Regions from separate parts of the Mus musculus genome. Here region 1 is linked to region 2. A link is a loop called in an ENCODE intact Hi-C map of the cell type or tissue named here. Cell type or tissue: left cerebral cortex. All regions are shown on one strand. Links, peaks and the distances in the headings refer to the core of each region. The heading gives the core; the rest is flanking DNA.

What was found. Peaks named below come from ENCODE experiments on the same cell type or tissue, not always from the same donor. Only the 100,000 strongest peaks of a DNase experiment are listed, where the experiment ranks them.
Region 1: a loop joins it to region 2, with 2.1 times the contacts of the local background. A loop is called at or near these places in 3 of 42 quality-filtered maps.

The regions. Positions count from the first base shown.
Region 1 is chr6:37,292,742-37,297,454 of GRCm38, reverse strand. All of the region lies in intron 1 of Dgki (diacylglycerol kinase, iota), which reads left to right. Among named protein-coding and RNA genes, the nearest start is that of Dgki, 4.9 kb to the left of the region's middle. In left cerebral cortex, for the core only: no CTCF peak of the experiment used is centred there; a DNase peak (open chromatin) is centred at 2,135; H3K4me3 peaks cover 640 bases; H3K27ac peaks cover 125 bases.
Region 2 is chr6:37,212,847-37,217,559 of GRCm38, reverse strand. All of the region lies in intron 1 of Dgki (diacylglycerol kinase, iota), which reads left to right. Among named protein-coding and RNA genes, the nearest start is that of Dgki, 85 kb to the left of the region's middle. In left cerebral cortex, for the core only: no CTCF peak of the experiment used is centred there; DNase peaks (open chromatin) are centred at 1,633 and 2,298; H3K4me3 peaks cover 89 bases; H3K27ac peaks cover 1,054 bases.

The DNA.
Region 1 (4,713 bases), core at 757-3,256, 80 kb before region 2:
TCAGTCATTGACCCTTGAACTCATAAACTGCTCAGCCAAAGCAAGCCAGGCAGTCATAGCAAATGGTCTTCCTGTTGGCCTTGGTAACCCTTTGTGCTGGACTCAGAGGTGGCAGTGGACCCGATGGTCTTGATGAAAGGATTCTGGGCATGACTTAGCATGGGGGACTAGTGGGAGGTAGTGGAGTGGATTCAGGAAGCCCTTGGGGGAATAGATTCTATGCAGAAGTGTGTAGCAAGAGTAGGAGGTACAGCTTCTATGTAGGGGATCATTTGAGGTGGTGGAGTGGAGATCTGCAGGCAGGTGGAAATGCCTCGAAGAACACGAATATTTGTAGAATGAAAGTTGGTGTGAAGAAGGGGGCTTTGGAGGACTGTGTGTGTGTGAGTGTATGTGCGTGTGTGTGTAGGGGGGTCTCATCTGCTTCTCTTGTTGCTAAGGAACATATAAGCTAGAGTTTAAAAATAAATGAAGAGTGGGTGGGCATATGCAGTGACTCCTGTCTTTTTAGGAACCAGAGCCCTTTACAAAAAAACCTTTAAATAACCATTTCTGGAGGCAGATTATTCATTTTGCTGACTTTTTACTTCGTGAAGTCAAATAAACTCCTTTACATACCCCTAGATTTTCCCCCCATTATCTTTTCTTTCATTGGCTGTTCTTTTGGGGGGATGATTTTTCCCGTGAGAATTTTTCTTTTCTTTCAGAATCTGCACCCCAAGAGCAAATAGTTCCTGTAGATGGTAAAGCTAAAGGTTTTAGCAGGCAATGCTACGAATCTGGCACTTTTCTGTTAAAATTACTACTTCCTTTTTCTTTGCAAATAATGGTATTGCAACAGATACATATTGTAAAGGACTATATAATATGTATGTAAGGACTCCTTATTTTAGCTGCTGTAAGAATTCTCATTTAAGCGAATAAAAAGTAAAGGAAAGAAAACCCAGAAAGACAGAGAAGGAGAGAGAAAAGGCAGCTGGTATCGACTGTGTTCTATTTGTCAGGCAACACTGTGGGAAGTATTTTAGCATATTGTTTCTTTTGTGTGTGTGTGTGTGTGCATGCTTGTGTGTAAGAATGAGTGTGGGAATGTGTGTGGGTGCATATGTATATGTGCAGGTACATGTGGAAAATTGAAGTTGACATTTTCTTTTTAAATTTGCTCTTAATTTATTTATTGAGACAGGGTCTTTGAACTGGGAACTGGCTGATTCCGGCTAGTCTAGCTAGCCAGCTTGCCCTGGGAATAACCTCGTCTCTGATTCCTAACTTCTGGGATTACACATGGCCACCAAACCAGTGCATCTTCTAAGTAGTGCTTAGATGTCAGATCACGCTGGCCAGGTGGACAGGAGCTTTATCTACTGAGCCTTATCCTCAGGCTTGTATGTTCTGTCTTATTTGAGCTTTATGGTGGTTCCATGATGTGATTATTACTGTGTTTGTTTTAGAGAAAGTGAACCTGAAGCTTGGGGCTTGGGCTAGAGGCAAATCTGACTCTAAAGGTTTTTCTTTAGACTGCATCTTTCTGGTTGTTTCCTCAAGCCTCTGTGCTAGGGTTGAACTCTTTGTATGTGTGAATATGGGTACCAGTGTGTGTGTGTGTGTGTGTGTGTGTGTGTGTGTGTGTGAGTGAGAGAGAGAGAGAGAGAGAGAGAGAGAGAGAGAGAGAGAGAACTGATTTTTCACCACAAGATTCTTCAGGTTTCGAGTTTTTCTTTTTCTTTTTCTCTTTCTTTCCCTTTTTTTCTTTTTCTTTTTCTTTTTTTTTCTTTTTCTTTTTTCTTTTAAAATTTAGACAGGGTCTTTGCATGACTCTGGCTGTCCTGGAATTCCCTATGTATACTCTGTAGAACAGACTGATCCCGAACGCACATAGATCCACTTGCTTCTGCCTCCTGAGTGCCGGGGTTAAAGGTGTGCGCCACCAAGCCCAGTCCTCCCTGTTCTTTCTTAAGTGCTTCATCCTTTGGGCTGAGGCTCCTTGCCTTGGCCTCGATGGCTAGTGCCTTCAGAAACCCTCTACTATTTCATAACTGGAAATGAATATAAATTCATGATCTTCAGCAAATTGTTTGGTTTTGCTTCTGGGAACAAAACCACCTCCAAGACACCTGTTATCTCTACGAAGACACCCATGTTAGAAGTTTATGCACTTTTAAAATAATTTCTGCAGGTGCTGTGTAGGTGCATGGAGGTTTGGTGCAAAGCTGCTGCCTTTCCTCTTTGGGCAACACACAGCAAGAGAGAAAGTATAAGCTTGCTTGTAAGGAGGCCTTGGCAGGAGCCATTATCTATGAATTTCTATTCGTGGACTTAACTTGCTTCATTTGAGGCAAGTCATAGTGGTCACACTTGACCTTTCTCACGGAAAGTTTCTAGTACAGTATAGAAGCAAAGGCCGGTACAATGGATCTTCTTATAGTAGACAACTGCTAGAAAGGGGGTCTCTTATTCCTTAACTTTGATGACAACAACAAAGTGCAGTTGTCCCTTAGTGGCTGTGGGGGACTGGCTTCAGGATTACTGTGCAGATAAGCCCCTTAGATAAAACCGCATCACATTCGCATATAACCTGTTTGCACCTTTTGAGTCATCTCCATTTCTTAATACATGTTTTAATAAAACATAAAACATAAACAAAGTTTAATGCACTTCAAAGAGTTGTCAGACACCATTAATGATAACATGGCATGCTCGGTCCAGAAATAGTTTTATTTTTTTCCCTAATGTTTTCAATCCATGGTTAGTCGAGTCTATAGTGGCAGGACCCGACGACACAGACGTCTCACTGTGTTCCCGAGTCGTGTTCTGTTCACACAAACAAGACTGTATTAGTAAGGGACAGCTGGGAGTTGGAAGCTAAACAGAGTAGCATGGTCATGTCTCTTCCTTGCTCTGGAGTTAGTAGTATACAGGAAACATTGTCTTCGGAATATCCGCATGTAACGTTCTTCTTTACAAAGCCAGTTTTAAACATCTGTGCTCTGTTTTATACATTTGTTAGCTACAGAGTTCAGGGTGAGACAGAAACACTTCCGGTAACTTCATGTCTTCCTCTAGTCATTATTTAGGCACGGCAGTGTTACCTTCCTCTGTGGGGACACATACCAAGTGAGATTTCAAATGAACTGCTGTCCAGAGTGTGTCTGCCGAGACTCATCTCTGAGAAGAAGGATTTGATTTGTTTATGTTTTTTCTTTTATATGGGAGAGTTCTCACTCTGAGCCCTATGGAGTTGGGTGCTGGAGAAGTGGAATAGAGCTTTGCTGGTGTTCAATTCTGTTGTGGCAACAGTGATATTGCCTCATGGGGCCAAATTAAATTAGAGGAGAGCCAGCTCTTTCTAACACTTGACTTTCTAATCTGAGAAAATGAGGACTCCCAGGGAGTGCCAACCTGGTCGCTGCACCTCTCTGTTCTGCTGGGCTGGGATCTGGGGTACTTGTTTGCTCTGCCACCCCAAGGCGTACTTGGAGTCGAAACCCCTTTGAGACCAGAGGCATCTGGAGAAGCCACAGTCACCTTTGGGCTTAGCATGTGTTCTTGGGTTTGCATTGGTTGCACAGATCTTGTGAAGGCTGATGGATTTTTTTTTCTGAGGTCCTATCTTGGGATAGCTGCTGCATTGAGGGGCGTGTGAGCGATTCTTCTGATAGATGCCAGAGGAAGGAAGGAATTTGCACAAAACAACAATAAACAAATACCAGAGGGAGATGAAATTTGCACAGAATAATGATGGAACAGACTAATTTCTAATTGAGCTGGATGGAACATATTGCCAGGCACAGCAAACCAGGGCAATGTGCAAGATTAAAGAAACACAATAACAAGCTGAGTCTGTTTGAGAGCAATGCTCTCATTGAGTCTCTGTACTTGTTTGCCAGCCAGCAGGCTCCCCCATAAGGTGAGAGCTCTGAAGGCCCACGTTTGGGTCATCTCATGTGGGTCTCTTCAGATAACTTGGTTAGGACTCAGATGACTTTGTTAGTGATAGCCTGATCTAGGAATTAGAGATGATAGTAGAGAAATGACGTATCTTCTTTGAGGCTCAACATAGTCACTGTAAAATGGGGTCACAGAAGTATCTGCCCCAAAGGCTTAGAGATTAAGGGTGTTACATTATGTCCAGAACGCAACTGGGTTAGCTGTCCAAAAGAATCTTGTCCTTCTTGAGTGGTAGGTAGAAGACAAATATTTATTGAATGAATAACTTAATCGTCAACTTTAAATAAGCAGCCACTTTTGCCTCTTTCAGATCCATTGTAAATACTGTTTTCCCATCTTCTGCCTTTCTCTCCTGTACACTCTGCTCAGCAGCCCAGAGCAGTGTTTCTGTCTGTTTACAACTTCCTCTTGGAGTACCTGCTCCAGCCATCTAGCCAGCTGCTGGAGGCCGGAGGAGGGAGGCAGAAGCGCTTCCTTACCCATCTATTTGCAGCTTGTCAGAGAAAAGGCCTTAATTTGCCTTCTGAGCAGTGCTAATTAGCTCTCCGGTTCTTTCTGTCTGTCTTATGCTTTTCCAAGGGCAGCATTGATTTTTCTCCCCAGGGTATTTTCTGCCCATGTTTCCTTCTGTGAGTAGAACTTTTAACCCAGCATTCCTGAGGACTGTCCGTTCACTCCAGCAACCTAGGCTGTGTGTTACTTCACACATCTTTCCTTTAGACCCATCTGAATGACGTGCGTGCGTGCATGTGTGTGTGCATTCGT
Region 2 (4,713 bases), core at 1,239-3,738:
TACCTCTGTGTTTTGGGGCATAATCCCAGCTACTTGCTAAGGAGAACAACCAACCGTGTGGGGTGCACTGAGGTCAGTCAGTAGGAAAGCTCTTCACAACTGTGGCTCTGCCATGATTCTGGAGGGAAATGTTCTGCACTAGGTTGAATGCAAACCAAGGGAAAAATGACAAGAAGGTGGATTTCCAAAGCTGAAGGTGTGGCCAGTGGGCAAGAACTTGAGTCAAAAGGAGACCCCCCGCCCCCGTTTAAAGGTGGAAAGCTATACTTGTATTCTGAGGGGAAAGCGAGTAAGCATAGAGAAGCTGGTTTAAGAAACAAGAGAAGGAGGACATTTGGGTGGAATTAAGCTCTCCAAGGTAGCAAGAACCAGCTGAATCCGGAGCATCCTAAAGAGACTCACCCTGGACAAGAAAAGAGTGGAGGAGTGGAGGGGTGTGCTGTGTGACTTCTGGAGAAGGACTGTATCTTTGAAGAAGCATTCAAGGCTCTAGTGTGATGTGGGTGGTTCCTTGGGCAGAGCGGTCTCAACAGACCCCAGTGCGTTGGTTAAAGAACTCTAACAATCAGTTTCTTGGCCAACCAAGAGAGTTTTTAATGAACTTCACCAGTAGTGTCCCTTATTCTCTTCTATCTCTAGGGCCTCTGTAGAGCCTTAGTTTCCAGCCAGGTGTGGTTTCCCTCCTGAGTGGTACTTTTCCATTAGGAATAAACAGAAGAGAAACTGCTCTGATGGAATCTGGTGGAGAGAGGTGAGAAAAGGGAACAGGGATTTGTGCACCTTCTCTTTGTCACTACTGGAAAAGAAGGAGATGGAGCCAAGGGGGGTAAAGTCACAGAGGTAGGGGCAGCCAGGAGGTGGGTTGGAGGAAAGCCAGCTTGTTTAACAAGCAAAGCAGATAAAGATTAGAGTAACCATGACAACAAGCTGCTGGCGGAAGACTGGGGTTTGGGACTGAGGGAGGGAGGTGGAATGAGTCAGCTGGGTAAAAGCCCAGAGTTTTGGAAAACGACATTTCTTCCCTCAGGCTCTTGGCTGTTATAGACATCACCATAGTCACCCACAGTGACTAGAAAGGAGAGAAAGGCAAGAGGGAGGGCAGGGGAGATCAGTAGGTAAGGTGGGTCTAGCTAACTCAGAGAAAGGAAGGAACCTGGGGCTGGGAACAGGGCTGGCGGCTGCAGGGATGCTGGGAACACTCAGAGTGCGTTGCCTCAGTCTACCTCTGGCGTGTACATTTTTCTGTTCAGTCCTATTTATCATGTGTGCTGTGGTGTGGAGGTGCCGCAAAGAATGTGGTTTTTGTATTTTTAGTTTTCTAGAATGTCTTTTTTTTTTTTTTTTTACTCCTGAGCAACGAGGCCTGAGCCTGTCAAGAATGCTTTTCTGGGGATGTTCCAAGTTTATGTGTACCCGAGAGAGGGTAGAGAGATGGTATGTTCACGTTAATGTGGCCTCTTTACCAAGCCTACATCTGGACTTGGTCAAGAACTTCTTAGAAGTCGTTTGCCCTTGAGACGTTGCTAGCCTCTTCTGTAGCTGCTCGGGGATCTGTCAGTAAGAACACGGATGCTTTGAAAAGAGAGGTGAATGCTGCTGCTACTTTCTGAGTAAGATCAAAGCACCTGAGTGGGAATACTGAGACGCTGGCAGCATCACAGACAAACGGCTCTTTTGGCTTACGTATCTCCTCATCACGCCCAGCATGGTCTGTCCCAAAATAGCACCAGCACGGTTGGAGAGGGACACAGACTTCTCAGTCTAATGTAAAGAGCTCTGAAAAAGTGGCTTTGGAGGTCAGCTGCTTCCCTCCCCTGCTTCCCAACTGCACCCCGACCCTTCCACATCTTCCTACACATGCAGATTCCGGAGCTACAGATTGTCTGGGCAGGGGGTGGGGCTGGAGTCTAGAATGAGTCCTGGGGAGGCTGAAGGCCAAGGCCCCTCAGGACCTTGCAGCCCTACAGGCGCTGAAAGCTTAGGAATCATAGATAACAGCGTACCGGAGACCTTGCAGTTTTAACTGAGGAAAGAGGTGGCAAAGTGGATTCACAAACCTTTCGAAATCGATTGTCTCCAAAGTGTATGTAGCTCAAGCGCGTGAAAAAAGAGGCTCTCTTGTTCAAAGAGGAAAAATTCTAAGAGAGATATAGGTCCAAGCTCTTTGTTGCAAATTGTCATAAATAGCTGGGGAGAGGGAACACAAAGGTAGCTGATCTCCCCTGAGGGTAGAAGAGGGCTGGCTCAGGCATGAGAGAGGTGGCAACTTGGACAGCAGCCTCAACGGACCTTTTCTTTTCCTTCTTTTCTCAAGCCCGCCTCTCTCAGGTGGATAAAGTCATCCTGTGTCTTGGCTCCATCATGAGTGGGAGGTATAACTTTTGTTCAGCAGTGAGACAGAGTTCCTAAAACCCTGGGGGCCAGGCCATGCGCTGAGATTTTGTTGGTGAGAGAGCTCTCCAGAAATAGCGACTTTAATTTTCTTTGTTGTCTGGCACCTACAGGGTTTGACATAAACTACTTGTTGGGAGGTCACTCACCAAGCACCCTAAAAGGAAAGAAGAGAAAGGAGGGTGTGGGTGCAGGATGCAACAAAGCGTTCCCTTTTGTGTGGGGAATAAGATCATTCAAGAGGATGTGAGGAATGGATGAAGGTTCTGAGCCAAGTCACAGGCACACACCTCTATTCCAGCCCTCCGGAGGCAGAGTTAGAGGGATCTATGGGTTCGAGGCCAGCATGGTCTACAGAATGAGTTCTAGGACAGCCAAGGCTACACAGAGAAATCCTGTCTGGGAAAACAAAAACTAAAAATAGCAGCAGCAATAGTAACAACAGCAGCAACAAACGAACCAACCAACCAAACGAAAAGAAAGTTCTATGCTGGCGTGTAAATTGTTCACTTACCTCATAGTCAGCCTTACAAATTAACTGAAAGTCTTTTCATTTGTGAGCTAATTTACCAAGCACAAATTGTCTCTGGGCAAGTGCTGTATCAGAACAAGAGAAATATCACAAGGATGCAGATAACACACCATTTCTCCTCTCTAGGAGTCCGAGGTTAGTGGGTGAGAGACACAGACATAGCTCGCTGTGTTATAAGTTCATGGATAGTCTGATGGGTGGACCCATGAGCAAATTACAAGAAGTGATGGTCAGCTTGTCCTGGGTGAGGGTAAAAGGGTAAGGATGGAGTATCATTTAGGAAGCAGCAGCAGCAACAAAGCTTCATCGTTCTGTACCAAAGTCTAGAGATTCCAAACCAAGGTTCTGACAGGGTTAGGTCTCTGGGGAGATGTCTTCCTAGATAGAAGTCCACCTCTCTTTCCATGCTTCTGAGAGAGAAGAAATGTGAAGGAGCACATGGATATATTTTCTGGTGTCTTTTCTATAAAGGTTCCAATCTTATCAGATCAGAGCTGCACTATTTAAAAAAATCTGTACACTAATCGATTCATCTATTTTTGGTGGTGGGGGTTGGGTACTCCATAATGTATGTGTAAAGGTCAGAGGACAGCTTGTGGAAATTCATTCTCTCCTTCCACCATGTCGCTCCAAGGGATCAGACTCAAGTTGTCAGGCCTGGTGACAGGAATCTTTTCTCGGTGAGCTATCTCAGTGTCCCCAAAGCCTTACATACTCTTTATATTATCCTTAATTACTTCCTTAGAGCCTCCCCCGCCCTTTTCAAAACCAGCCATATTTGGGGTTAATGCTTCAATGAGCATATTTTAAGGGTATGCAGCAGTTCATGTGGAACAGAAGGCTTCACAGAGTAGGTGATGATTGAAATGAGTCCTGACGGGACATGGGTAGGCAGGTCTCCTGTCGGAAGGGAAGGTATAGCATGGCTTCATGCAGTTTAGTGGCGCTGAGATGGAAAAGGGAAGCATAAGAATTGGATAAAGGACTTAGGCTTGACCAGTTGATGTGGGATCATTAACTAAACTCAAAGGAAGGAGCAATGTGTCCAGAGAGGAGAGCCAGGAGGTCCCAAGTGAGGGAGAAGTGTAGAAGGGAGAGAAGGAGGTCTGGTCTTGCTTGCTGATTGCTGCGTGTGGGTGGAGAAGTGTACCGAGCTGGTTTCTGGTTCTGGCCTGACTGGCTAGTTTCTAGAATGAGATACACTCGGAAGAACAGACACGGAGAGGCAGGCCATGAGGACAGTTTTAGATATTTTGAATGTGACTGTTCCTTTCTTAGAGAGAGAGAGAGAGGGAGAGAGAGAGAGAGAGAGAGAGAGAGAGAGAGAGAGAGAGAGAGAGAGAGAGAGAGAGAGAGAAGTCAGAGCAGAGAGGTTCAAGAGCAGAGCAGAGATCCTGGGCTTCTTCACTGTCGCCACAGTGTTTGGAAGCAGCTAGGACACAGAAGTGGATGATTTCTGTGAGGTCACATGGCAGGTGGGGAATAGGAAGATGAGAAGGCCCAGAAGAGCTGGACTGAGGCACATGCTAGAAGTGAGAAGAGGAAGTGGAGATGTGGAGGGGGAGGTGCTCTGTGGCGCTGCAGGGCAGAATGGGAAGGACAGAGGTCCTGGCCCGGGCATGCCATCTGTGAGTCCGGAGGAAGCTTCCCTGGAGCAGGAGGTGCAATCTGAAGCTTGGGAATTCAGATGGGAAATGTTCTTTATGGGCAGCAAGACCTCCAGAGGGAACCCAGGGCAAGGGCAGCTTTAGAAGTCAAGGGCAACCTTCATTCCTCTGTCTCTGAGGTAT